3 separate regions of the Mus musculus genome follow, and regions 1 and 3 are each linked to region 2. Evidence: chromatin loops called from intact Hi-C (ENCODE). Cell type or tissue: heart. All regions are shown on one strand. Region 1 overlaps Ube3a (ubiquitin protein ligase E3A). Region 2 holds the start of Ube3a (ubiquitin protein ligase E3A). Region 3 holds the start of n-TEttc7 (a tRNA gene).

Region 1 (4,000 bases), 46 kb after region 2:
TGCCAGGGATTAGTTCCACTATCACTTGAAACATGTTTAAATGAATTAGTGAAATAAAATTATAGTACAACTTCATGATATTACTTTCACAATAGGACTAAAGAAAAATCAGAAAAAAAAACTTTCAGCTTTGCTACTCAAAAATATATAGCCAGTCCTATTTCATGAATTTGTTTACATTGTAGATAAGTAGGTGAATGCTAATCAATATTTTGAATGTGAAAATTGCATTGGCTCAATTATACATGTTTCTACAACAGAGTGGACATGACAGAGTAACAGTAAATGAAAAATAGTATCCCATCATAGTTGAATGCAACTAACTGTGGGAAAAATCTAGTATATAATGGATATAGTTGCCTTGTTTTAGCCCATGGGTGTTCCTTTTTTACAGGTTCTTTGTTTTTGTGGATCACTCCAAATTTTATTGCCTTTACTTCTTTAATATTTTTGAATTATATATGCTTAATCATGTTTCCCTCAGTTTGATAATTATATTTGTTCACTTTAGTTAGAGGTGTAGTTATCAGCTAGTGTATCACAACTCTGTTTTTGCGTGAAACTGTTTGGAGTATAAAATGTTATGTTTTAAAGATTTTGAGCTGATTTCCAGTTCTGTTTCTACTATGTGAAACCATGTCTCAAACAGTTTTCAAGCACACATATATTAGAATGTACAGGTGAATCTTAAAAAAAAAAAGTTTCTTTACTTAACTGTTTGTTGATACCCAGATTAGAACTTTTTATTTCTGATTGCAGTGATTTATATGCACACATGAGAGGGGTGGGGGAGATGGAGATAAACATTTTAAACATTTTAAGTAGAGTACTACGTGGAACAAATATCAATGAATAGTAGTTTGTATTACTAGAATGTCAGAGTGATTTAATGACTGTGCTCTGAAAGGAAGACATTGCAAATCAAAGGTGTGTGGATCTAGAGCTTTATTCTCTTTCAGGCAGGATGTATATTGTTCTGTATGTAGAATTTGCACTTTCTAACTAATTTTATAATTCAATGATAGGGAGATAAAACATTATATTCTAACAGTCTGCCTATTTATTCATTACTGATATTTTCTGTGTTTTGGTTACAGTTTAGAGAAATTTGGTAGACTTGAATGGTTAAAGAAGATTCCATGTATTTTTTTCAGTTAGAATAACGAGAAATGAGCTCCATGTTAGTGTTTTCTTTTTTACTTATTCTTAGTAGACTAAGAATTGAACTTGGCTTGCCATGCTGCCTCAGATAGGGACATGTAACTACTGAAACTCACACTGTAGAAGGAGAAAATTAATTCTTTTAGGTTATCAACTCAGCTCAATACCCTCATCACCTCTAATAAGTAAATAGAACATTTTTTTAAAAGAAAGAATTGAAGATCATAAAATTAAAAAGTATCAATACTCTAGAATGGGCCATAGACAGGTTTGTAGTATATATAGTTTAGTGCTTTGTGGTTTATGTTTTGGAAGCCATTCCATCAATGAGGACTTGAATTTTATATTGTTTCTTATTTTTGAATTAGGTACCTTTAATAATATGTAGCAATCATAATAAAGATTTTACATGTTAGATATATTGGCAATGTATGAGGTGTATTATCAATGTAACCATAAAATTATCCTAACTTAAATGTTTAATAATTATAATATGTTACTCTTTGGTGAAAGAGATTAGTGGTTTCAACATTATTATTTGATAAATATATTACTTTCTAAAACTTTAATATGTAAAATGTTACCTTTTTCCAAAAAGATAAGTATCTTTTGTTTTGTTAACCTGAAATGGTAAAGCCTTTGTTGAAATTTACATTTGGCCTAGTGGTGAGAAGCTAGAGACTTTTATGATCCCAATTCTATTTCTGGGAGAAAATAAATATAGGTTTTAGTGCTTGTGGTTTTTGCTTTCTTAGCTTCTTTCTTCTGTTTGTTTTTAAATGACTGATGACTGTAATAATTTCCAGTTGCTCTGTTAAGAATTGTTAGAACCTGAGTAATGGTCATAGGTAGTAGTAGTTGTAGTAGCAGTTTTAACTTCAGTAGAGTTTACATGAGTAGTAATATCTTTTCCTCAGCCTCTGAATGGAAATTCTGGAAGAAATTAGGAATACATAAGATGAGTCAGTTTGGTTTTAGTATATACAAAAGTATAGAAAGAGTTGATTGCAAATGAAGGGGCTAAGGAAACCTTGTTATAAAACCTTACCTCCTTAGTTTTTTGAGAACAATGCAAAGGAAAATGATTTCAGGATTTTATATAGTAGCTTTTTGTTAAGGTTGTAATAAAGTACAATGAGGAAATGACAAGTATATATATTTGTTCATACCTACAATTAATGTTACATACCAGTACATGTCTTGGTTACAAGGCATGTCTTAATTATCAATGCATAATTAATAATTATATTTTGTTCAATGAATGCCAAGAAAGGGTGAGATTGTTGGGATTACTTGTTAATAAGTAAATTACATCATTTAAAAATTCTAAATCAAGTCCAGAATGTTTAGATATTTTACTTTTTCACTAGCAATTATTTTAACAAAATAAACATGTATATTACAACATAAATGTTCTTTTTCTTTCCATTTTCTAGATGTGATTTACCTAACTGAAGAGAAAGTATATGAAATTTATGAATTTTGTAGAGAGAGTGAGGATTATTCCCCTTTAATTCGTGTAATTGGAAGAATATTTTCTAGTGCTGAGGCACTGGTTCTGAGCTTTCGGAAAGTCAAACAGCACACAAAGGAGGAATTGAAATCTCTTCAAGAAAAGGATGAAGACAAGGATGAAGATGAAAAGGAAAAAGCTGCATGTTCTGCTGCTGCTATGGAAGAAGACTCAGAAGCATCTTCTTCAAGGATGGGTGATAGTTCACAGGGAGACAACAATGTACAAAAATTAGGTCCTGATGATGTGACTGTGGATATTGATGCTATTAGAAGGGTCTACAGCAGTTTGCTCGCTAATGAAAAATTAGAAACTGCCTTCCTGAATGCACTTGTATATCTGTCACCTAACGTGGAATGTGATTTGACATATCATAATGTGTATACTCGAGATCCTAATTATCTCAATTTGTTCATTATTGTAATGGAGAATAGTAATCTCCACAGTCCTGAATATCTGGAAATGGCGTTGCCATTATTTTGCAAAGCTATGTGTAAGCTACCCCTTGAAGCTCAAGGAAAACTGATTAGGCTGTGGTCTAAATACAGTGCTGACCAGATTCGGAGAATGATGGAAACATTTCAGCAACTTATTACCTACAAAGTCATAAGCAATGAATTTAATAGCCGAAATCTAGTGAATGATGATGATGCCATTGTTGCTGCTTCAAAGTGTTTGAAAATGGTTTACTATGCAAATGTAGTGGGAGGGGATGTGGACACAAATCATAATGAGGAAGATGATGAAGAACCCATACCTGAGTCCAGCGAATTAACACTTCAGGAGCTTCTGGGAGATGAAAGAAGAAATAAGAAAGGTCCTCGAGTGGATCCACTAGAAACCGAACTTGGCGTTAAAACTCTAGACTGTCGAAAACCACTTATCTCCTTTGAAGAATTCATTAATGAACCACTGAATGATGTTCTAGAAATGGACAAAGATTATACCTTTTTCAAAGTTGAAACAGAGAACAAATTCTCTTTTATGACATGTCCCTTTATATTGAATGCTGTCACAAAGAATCTGGGATTATATTATGACAATAGAATTCGCATGTACAGTGAAAGAAGAATCACTGTTCTTTACAGCCTAGTTCAAGGACAGCAGTTGAATCCGTATTTGAGACTCAAAGTCAGACGTGACCATATTATAGATGATGCACTGGTCCGGGTAAGTTTGACTATTATTTAAAATTGGAATTAAACTAAAACCTAGACAGTGATGTATTTCAATTTATTCATTTTATCTATAATTTTGGAAAAAAATAGGATTATGTTAACATTTCTGATCTGTATTGCTACACCTTTGTTGCTTCTTACCAAAAAT
Region 2 (4,000 bases):
CTGAAAAATGAAAAAATATTATGAAAAGTATACAAATATGTTGGCAGGAATCATTCATGGTAATAATTTTTAGCATAAATATTGACTTCTCAACCTCTCTTTGAGATAGTCTCTTTTTATAGTGAGGCCTGCCATAGAACTCAAGATTTTCCTGCCTATGTTGGGGTTTCAGGCATGTACCTTTATGTCTAGCATTAATGTTTCTAAATTTTAAAAATGATAAATCAAAATACATGAAGTCCTGAACATCAGAGGCCCATATAAGAATACATATTGAACATTAAGTAAATAATTTCTTCAGATTGTTAAGAGAAATTAGTATTCTCCATGATCTCCATATAGAACTTGACTGGCACTTGGATATGTATTTCCTTTAAACTTTTAAGCTTTTTAGAAGTCTGGGCTGCTGGCTACATTTTGATAATTCACATGACTAGACCATGACCTTTCATTTTCAGACTTTTATTTAGGAGTGAATAGCTGAAAGCGTCTTCACATGCTGCAACAGTTTATGTACTTTACTTTTCTTAGCAGTCTAATGATTTTCAGTTTTGGTTTTGTATTTAAATAGTTTGCAAAGATAACTCTTTAAAGGGTTACATTTATTACTGGCCCCTTTCATATAATACAATGGTATTCCAAATGAGGATCTTTAATGGATGGAGAAAAAAAAAGAATAGAAAAAATTTAAAGTATCTTAAAATCTGATATAACAGTTGCACTTATTATTTATCCTGTAATAGTTTACACACACACACGCCTATTATTTTTTAATTTTAAAAAATTGCAAGCCTTTAATCCCAGCATTCAGAAAGCGAATCTCTGAATTCAAAGCCAGCCTGGTCTACAGAGTGGGTTCCAGGACAGCCAGGGCTTCACAGAGAAATCTGTCTTGAAAAACCAATAATAAAAATATTTTTTATAGTGGGGAGATCTTTCATATATATATGATGTGTATATATATATACACACACATACACACACATTATAGGAGCTGTAATAAACAGAAAAGCACATTAATACATGTGATTGTTACATTTTGAGCACTAGATGATTAAGGCTTACTAAGTTGCAAGCCAGGAAATAACATGTCAGCTAGTCTTTATAATAATTTAGTGTCAAAATCATTAACAACAAACCTAAGTTAAACCCTCACTCCGGTACCAACAAGTCACATGGCTCTAACAGGGTTCGGGTGTTCTGTAAATCAAAATTAGTCTCTATCCACGTGTGATCAAGCAAGGCGGTTTCTTCTCAGTTGACATCTACTGGAAGACAACACAGGAGGGGCTGGGCTTTTACCTACTAGTCTGGTAAGCCAGTGACATATCATGTTCTGGCAGAGGCTGATGGCCTTGTTTGCTGAAAGGTTGCCCAATCTCAACGCCTGAATCCTTTACTCGGACAGTTCGGATGAAAAGTCGTAAGGGTCAGCTCTAGCAACAAAACGCTTCTATGCCTCCTCGTGCCGCCAGTAGGCTACACCCTCTTGGCCTATTCGTCCCTCTGACTCCTGGGCTTTGCTAGGCTGGGTAGACCTGTCCGCTCTCGCGAGTACACCGAAGCACACTGGTCTATAGATTGAGTAAAAGGAGCAGAGGCTAAAAACACCAAGCCTCTCTCAGCCCAGTCTCAAGATGGCGACGATGCTGGCCAGCTTCCACCCAGCCCAAGGCCATCTCCCCTTCCCAAAGGCCCCTGCGCCGCAGGCGAAGGCGAGCTAGAGGAGGGCCCCACAGAGCTGCGATCGGGGCGGGGCAGAGCCCGTCGCCATCCCACGCACGCGCAACCCCGCCTCGCATCCCGCCTCCGGACTCCGAGCCCTCGCCCGGCAGGGTTGGCGCGCGCTGCCTGTCGGGATACTCGGTCCGCCCACCTAGTCCTCTCGTCCAGTGCTGCGTTCGCGAGATCCGTATTTCTCCCAAGATGGTGGCGCTCCTCTTTGGGTGACTCCAGGAGACGACAGGGCCTTTCGTCTTTGCCAGCACCTCGTCGCCCCTCCTGCGCTCGCTCTCTCGCTCGCGCACCGGGCCACGCAGCTGTTCACCGCCTCGTTACGCTTCTCTTCCGTCGACCTGTCGCTGACGGTGGCGCCTCCTTCTGCTTCTCTTCGGAGTTGCTCGCCGCCCTCGCCCCCCACTGTGGACAGATCGCGACAGCAGCGCTTCAGCGCCGACTTCAAGGTTGCCCAGGCGCCTGGCCTCTCGGCCTCGGTTTCCTGAGGAGAAGCGCGGGTCCCGCATGAGACCCGGCGGTGGCGCCAGCGAAAGGGAACGAGGCGGTGGCGGGCGGCGGCGGTGGACGAGGGCGACAAGGACCAGTGAGGCGGCCGCAGCTGCGAGGGCCGCAGCCCACGCGCGGGGGCGAGGACAGGTCAGTGCTGCTGCGGCTGCGGCCTGCCCGGCGCGCTCCCTCTGGTCTGTACCGCCGGTCCCCTCGTCACCCTCCGGCCCGCGCTGACAGGGTAGGCGCCGGGCCCTCACCCGCCTCCGTGAGCGAGTGCTTGGGGCGCGTGGTCTGGAGGGGCCGGTGCCAGGACTAGGCCCTGGTGGCTGCGGCTGCTGCAGCCTTAACTGTCAGTGCTGGCTGGACGCAGGAGGGAGGGTTTTGTCACCCACGGGTACCCGAGTGGGCCCGGGGTGGGGCGGACGTGCAGGGCGTCGAGATCGGGGGCCTCATCTAAGCAGAGATCGGAGAGCCAGCCGTGGCTTCAGGCTGCGAAAGGCAGGCCTTTTCCTCCAAAGGGGCGCTCTGGTGGGGAAGACATATTTAGATGTGTGCTTAGTGGGTTGGGGTATTGGGGGTGGATTGGAAGGAAGACGGATGAAGCGGCACCTCAAGCCCAAGGATTGCGCTCTGGTTTTATTCGTGTGCTGCTTCTGGTAGGATTCAGTAGTTGAACGTGAGTTACTGATTCCTCAGAAACTGCTGTGTTAATTTTCAATGCAAACCTGTAAGCAGTTGGCCTCCTCCTCTTCTCCCCTCCCCCTTTTCAGTTGAGAAAATGAAAAGGACGTTTTCCCCATTTTGATGCGGAGGCTTTTTGTTGGAAGAATCAGAGTTGAATGTGCTATAATTGCGTTAGCCTTAAAAATAGAAAGTATAATTTTAATAAGACTTTATCAGCTTTAGAAGAATCCTCTAAAGACAATTTTACGTCAATTTTTTTTATGTCTTTTGAGCATGCTAAAATAGAACAGTATAAAATCTCTTTGGGATTGCGTTAAATAGCTAGTGTACTGTTGGAAATGTTAACTAAATAGTATATGGGATGTGTTATCCACCATTATCTTACTTCGTGAAGGATATTCGTATAACCCATGGTTTTGGGAGAAGCAGCAGATTATGTTAAAATGTTTTGGATAGGGAAGTGCGTTTGAAATAAAGATGGCCTGAACTTTAAGAAATACAGCTGTTAAAAAGCTAAATATCAAAGCCCTATTGGACAAGAGACACGACGAATGTTTTTGACACACCTCAGATTAGTTAATACTCTTAAGATATCTTTTTGGTAAATTATGTAAATTTAGAATTGAGGAGAGATAAAAGGAAAATTTTGTCTTGTTATGTATGACAGAAATTGCTTTAGTATTAAATTCTCCTCTTAAATAGACTGCTTACTGCACTTTTAAGGAAGTGGATACTGCATCTGTATTGCTGATAAGCCTAAGTAAGGATGACTGTAAATCCATAAATACTTAGCTTTACAAAAAAGCCATGTATCAGAATCTGTAATAAAAATGAGAACTTCAACAATTCGCAGTCTATCGTTTAAGAAAGATACAGCACATAATAAAGATGAGATGACTTGTAGTTTTGTTTTCAAAATCAGAATGTAGGTTGTGAAATAATTTGTGTCAATATTTACCTTGCATGGTGTGTTGTGAAGTGGTATACACATACTTCTTTGGATGTTGCTCTTCATATAACTGAGGAGCTTAACTTTGAGTTTAGAAAATTCCTTTTGTATGCAGGTTTTGTAGGTGGCTTTTTTATCCCT
Region 3 (4,000 bases), 830 kb before region 2:
GGGATGTTACTTACTGGCTTGCTTCCCCTGACTTGCCCAGCTTGCTTTTTTATAGAACCAAGACTACCAGCCCAGGGAGGACACTATCCCCAATAGGCCCTTCCCCCTTGATCATTAATTGGGAAAATGCCTTACAGCTGGATCTCATGAAGGCATCTCCTTAACTGAGCTCCTTTTTCTGTGATAACTCCAGCTTGTGTCAAGTTGACACACAGTCAGTACAGGCCTCTCTCTAGACCCCACTTCTCAAAGACCCAATCTTCCAATAGCCCAGGACCAGCACTGTGGCAATCACAGTGAACCTTTGGAAGCCTCAAACTGCTGGAGCCACTGCACTCTCCACATCATTCTCTCTACTCACTTCCAGATGATTCCACTAGTAAAAGGCAGTGCAGCACATATAGCCTACATAGTCAGTAGCTCTCCATGACCGTTTTACTCAGAATGTTCATCATCATGGAATAACCCATTCCTCTATGAAAACACTGTTTTCTACATTTTTATTATTTTCATAGTATTTCAATACATTTGTGTCATGGGCTTAACACAGGAAAGTCTCCTGCAGGAATTTTACTAGCTCCATGAGCAAGAAGATTTGGGGAAAACAAAGCAAACAAAAATACTGTGGATGGGTTTAAGGTTTAGGCTTTAAAAGTACGGGTCATTTTTTCAGACCTAAATGTTTCTTAGGTCTAAATTCTATTGTTAAAGTTCACTTAGGAGGTTGAGGCAAGAAGACTATGAGTTGAAGACCAGGCTAGGCTATATAATGAACTCTATACCACTACCCACACACACATACACAAAACCCATTCCCAGTATCCAAGTATCCAATAAAGGAGGGAAACTAGAAATACAGGGTATTACTGCCTTGTTCTTAATTTTTCAAGTCTTCTTTCTCGATGTTCAGTCTCCTCACCCAAAAGTCCACCAGCTAGTAAAAAATTCTATTACTTTTCATAATGATTTTCCTTATTAGAGGAAGCTATTGAAGTATTATTAACAAATAGGCCCAAATTTTCAATTATTTCATGCACTAAAACTTGATTTGCAACTACACCAGCATACTGAGTACCACACGTTGCTTAGGTACTGTGATTCCAGAAAAATCCCACTCTCTGTTTTGTGCTTTCTGGGATCTCCTGGGCCTCAGTCTACTGTGTTCAGACAGTTGACCAACAGAGAAAGAAACAATACAACTGCCTTCCTGAGCAGGCGGTCTGGAGTCTACACCAACCTATCGCATAGCCTTTCACAGCCTAGCAGAAATGAAAGCTGGGAAAGAAAACCTCTGCATGGTAGCTGGCTTTCCGCAGTGACTACAAGGCACGGCAGGAAAAGCATGTCATTCTAACTCATTTGTGCGGAGGGTAAATAAATGGCCTTATTCTGTCTTTGAAAAACAGAAGCAAGCCAAAGACCCAGACTTCCCAAATACCTGTTCACTATTTGCTGCTACCAGAAGTCACCCAACTCCCCAACAATCCTTCCTAAATGTGACTGCCACAGGTCTCCATAGGGAATGCTGAATTGAAAACTCTGGGTTAAGTGTATGCCTTTTCTGGAGGCTGTATATTTCCATCCTCTGTCGCTCTTCTTGACAGGAGTATTTTAGCCTGTTTTAAATTGTTGTGTGGGCCTATTACTTGTGGTAGAGTGTATCTAGCATCCCCAGGTTCAGAAATTAACCCAGAATTCTAGAACCAATTAGTTTTATCAATCAATTAAAATGTAACTCTATGGTATTAACAGTACCTTCTCCGTATCCAGTAAGAACTGTCTCTTTTTAGCCTTCCTCTGACTCCTGCCCTCCTCACTCCCCGCTCATGCTCTTTGTAATGCTAAGTGTATAATGAACGTTTTACAGTACTTTTGTTGCTTGTTGACTTCTTTATAGAGGCATCTTCCCAGCAATGCTTGCGAGTATTATGGATTCTTTCACGGTGCAGACATCTGAGATTCTATTATTGTCAGAGATTAAATGCCCTCCTCCCTTCAATAACATAAGGCGATCTACGTCAGATCTTAAAATAGAACTTCAAAGGCCCTTTGTGCAAAACAGCCCTTATTTGGGGATTTCATTCATTTCATTTTAGTTCAGAGTTTCATTTAATCTCAATGAATGAAAAATCAAACAGTGAAAATGGCGATCTAACCTGTATTTGGAAAAGCCAGTCTAACAGTCTCAGCACCAAACCCTGAGGACAAGGCTCCTGACCTACCCTTTCTCAGCACCAGTGTGCTGATCCATTAAACTATTGTTTCTCCTACTGCACTGCAGAGGGTATAGCCGAGGTTTAGAAAGAGAGGCAAGTCTGAGGGTTGGATGTGAGCTGTATGCAACGCCAAAGAGCAGAGCCACCAAGATCCGCAAAGCCGCGCGTACAGAGACAATGCCTCCAGCACTGCAGGGACTGAGGACTCAGTACTGCCGCGCAGGCGCAAAGACAGCCTGCCGAAACGCAGGGCGGGGCGCTAGAGACGGAAGCAGCTTTGAATGATTCAACAGACTTAAACTAGAAGTTGTTTTCGTCAGTTCCCACATGGTCTAGCGGTTAGGATTCCTGGTTTTCACCCAGGCGGCCCGGGTTCGACTCCCGGTGTGGGAACAGCAGCTTTTTTTTTTTTTTTCTTGTGACGTGCTCAGCGTTTCACAGTATGACATACAAACAGTGGTCAAGCTGTTAGATTCTGAAAAATTCCCTGGTCCTTAGTCCCCTATGGCCAGTTGTTACGAAGTGAAAAACTTAGAAACACTATCAGTGAACAGAGGAACCACCTTTCAGGACCTGCCCAGTTGGAGCCCTGCTTTCTTTGGAAAGAAGCTTTGTGAAGGGGAATCGCAAAGGCTGAGATACTAAGAAAGCAAACTCCCAGAAGAAACAACTTTATGGACAAGTGCAGAGTAATACAAAAGGCAACTGGAGAGGCCACATTCATTTATTCATCTCCTCACACTTTGCCTAATAACTTACAGGAAACAGGCATGGAAGCAGTCTCTGGGTAGAATTACAGTTTTAGTTAGGCTCAAGCTTCCAAGCAAAGCCATATTTTCAGAAGTGGGAGACCTTGAAATCTTCAATGCTGCAAACAAATCCAACTTGCGTGTTTGCCATGGTAACCCAAGCCTGCATGTGTTAGTGCATACGTGCAATTGTTTCAATGTTTGAACCAATCCCTGTGCTATTCGTAGAGCTTAGGTAAACCTTGTAACCAACCGCACCATGCTCCAGTTGCTTGCCTTAATGCAGTGGTTCTCAATCGTCCTAATACTGTGACCCTTTAATACAGTTCTTCATGTTGTGGCAACCCCCAACCATAAAGTTATTTCATTGCTACCTCATAATTGTAATTTTGCTACTGTTGTGAACTGTAATGCTAATATCTGATATTAGGGTATTTGATATGCGATCCCAGTGAAAGGACTGTTCAAACCCCAGATGGGTCCCAACCTACAAGTTGAGAACCACTGCATAATAAAACAGAAATCTGGACCAAGAAGACTCCAGACCATTCATAGACCAACAGCATGAATGGCAGAGATAAGAGTTTTTGGAGAAGTTACATTATCAAACAAAGATAGTACTTTCGTCCTTTAACTGGATACTAATTCTACATTTTCAGCTTGCTTAGAAGTCCACATAAAATATACCTATAAAGATCATTCGAGTAATTTGCAAATTATTGCTTTAGCAATTGTACATCATGTGACATTAGACAAATTCTTTTTTAAAAAATATATTATTAATTCTCAAAGAACTTCGTGCAATGTATTTTTGTCATATTCGCCCTAACTCCTCACCCTAACTCCTTCCAGATCCACCTTACCACCTCACCCCTTCCAGGATCAAGAACAAATTCTTAAAGCTTAGTTCTTTAAAAAATAAAAAATGCCCTTAGTAAATATCTATCAGAGTGCATCTCCATCTTGTTTCCCTTCAGAAGTCCCGTTGGTTTCAACCATTGTTATCTAAAGGTTTCACCCCAGGCTGTCTGCTGT

The links. Hi-C counts contacts between places; a loop is a spot of excess contacts. Peaks named below come from ENCODE experiments on the same cell type or tissue, not always from the same donor. Only the 100,000 strongest peaks of a DNase experiment are listed, where the experiment ranks them.
Region 1: it touches region 2 in a loop (1.9-fold over the local background); 2 of 42 quality-filtered maps call a loop at or near these places.
Region 3: it touches region 2 in a loop (5-fold over the local background); 8 of 42 quality-filtered maps call a loop at or near these places.

What each region holds. Positions count from the first base shown.
Region 1 is chr7:59,273,171-59,277,170 of GRCm38, forward strand. It overlaps Ube3a (ubiquitin protein ligase E3A), which reads left to right. Exons shown (of 11, transcript NM_001033962.2): 4 at 2,598-3,844. Snhg14 (small nucleolar RNA host gene 14) reads right to left here. Exons shown (of 172, transcript NR_146211.1): 171 at 3,432-3,598; 172 at 1-2,094. Among named protein-coding and RNA genes, the nearest start is that of Ube3a, 46 kb to the left of the region's middle. In heart, no CTCF peak of the experiment used is centred here; no DNase peak of the experiment used is centred here.
Region 2 is chr7:59,226,899-59,230,898 of GRCm38, forward strand. Ube3a (ubiquitin protein ligase E3A) reads left to right here and starts at 1,852. Exons shown (of 11, transcript NM_001033962.2): 1 at 1,852-2,373. In heart, a CTCF peak has its summit at 2,101; DNase peaks (open chromatin) are centred at 1,783 and 2,423; H3K4me3 peaks cover 3,200 bases; H3K27ac peaks cover 2,277 bases.
Region 3 is chr7:58,396,778-58,400,777 of GRCm38, forward strand. n-TEttc7 (a tRNA gene) reads left to right here and starts at 2,538; the gene lies at 2,538-2,609. In heart, no CTCF peak of the experiment used is centred here; a DNase peak (open chromatin) is centred at 2,444; H3K4me3 peaks cover 2,243 bases; H3K27ac peaks cover 1,869 bases.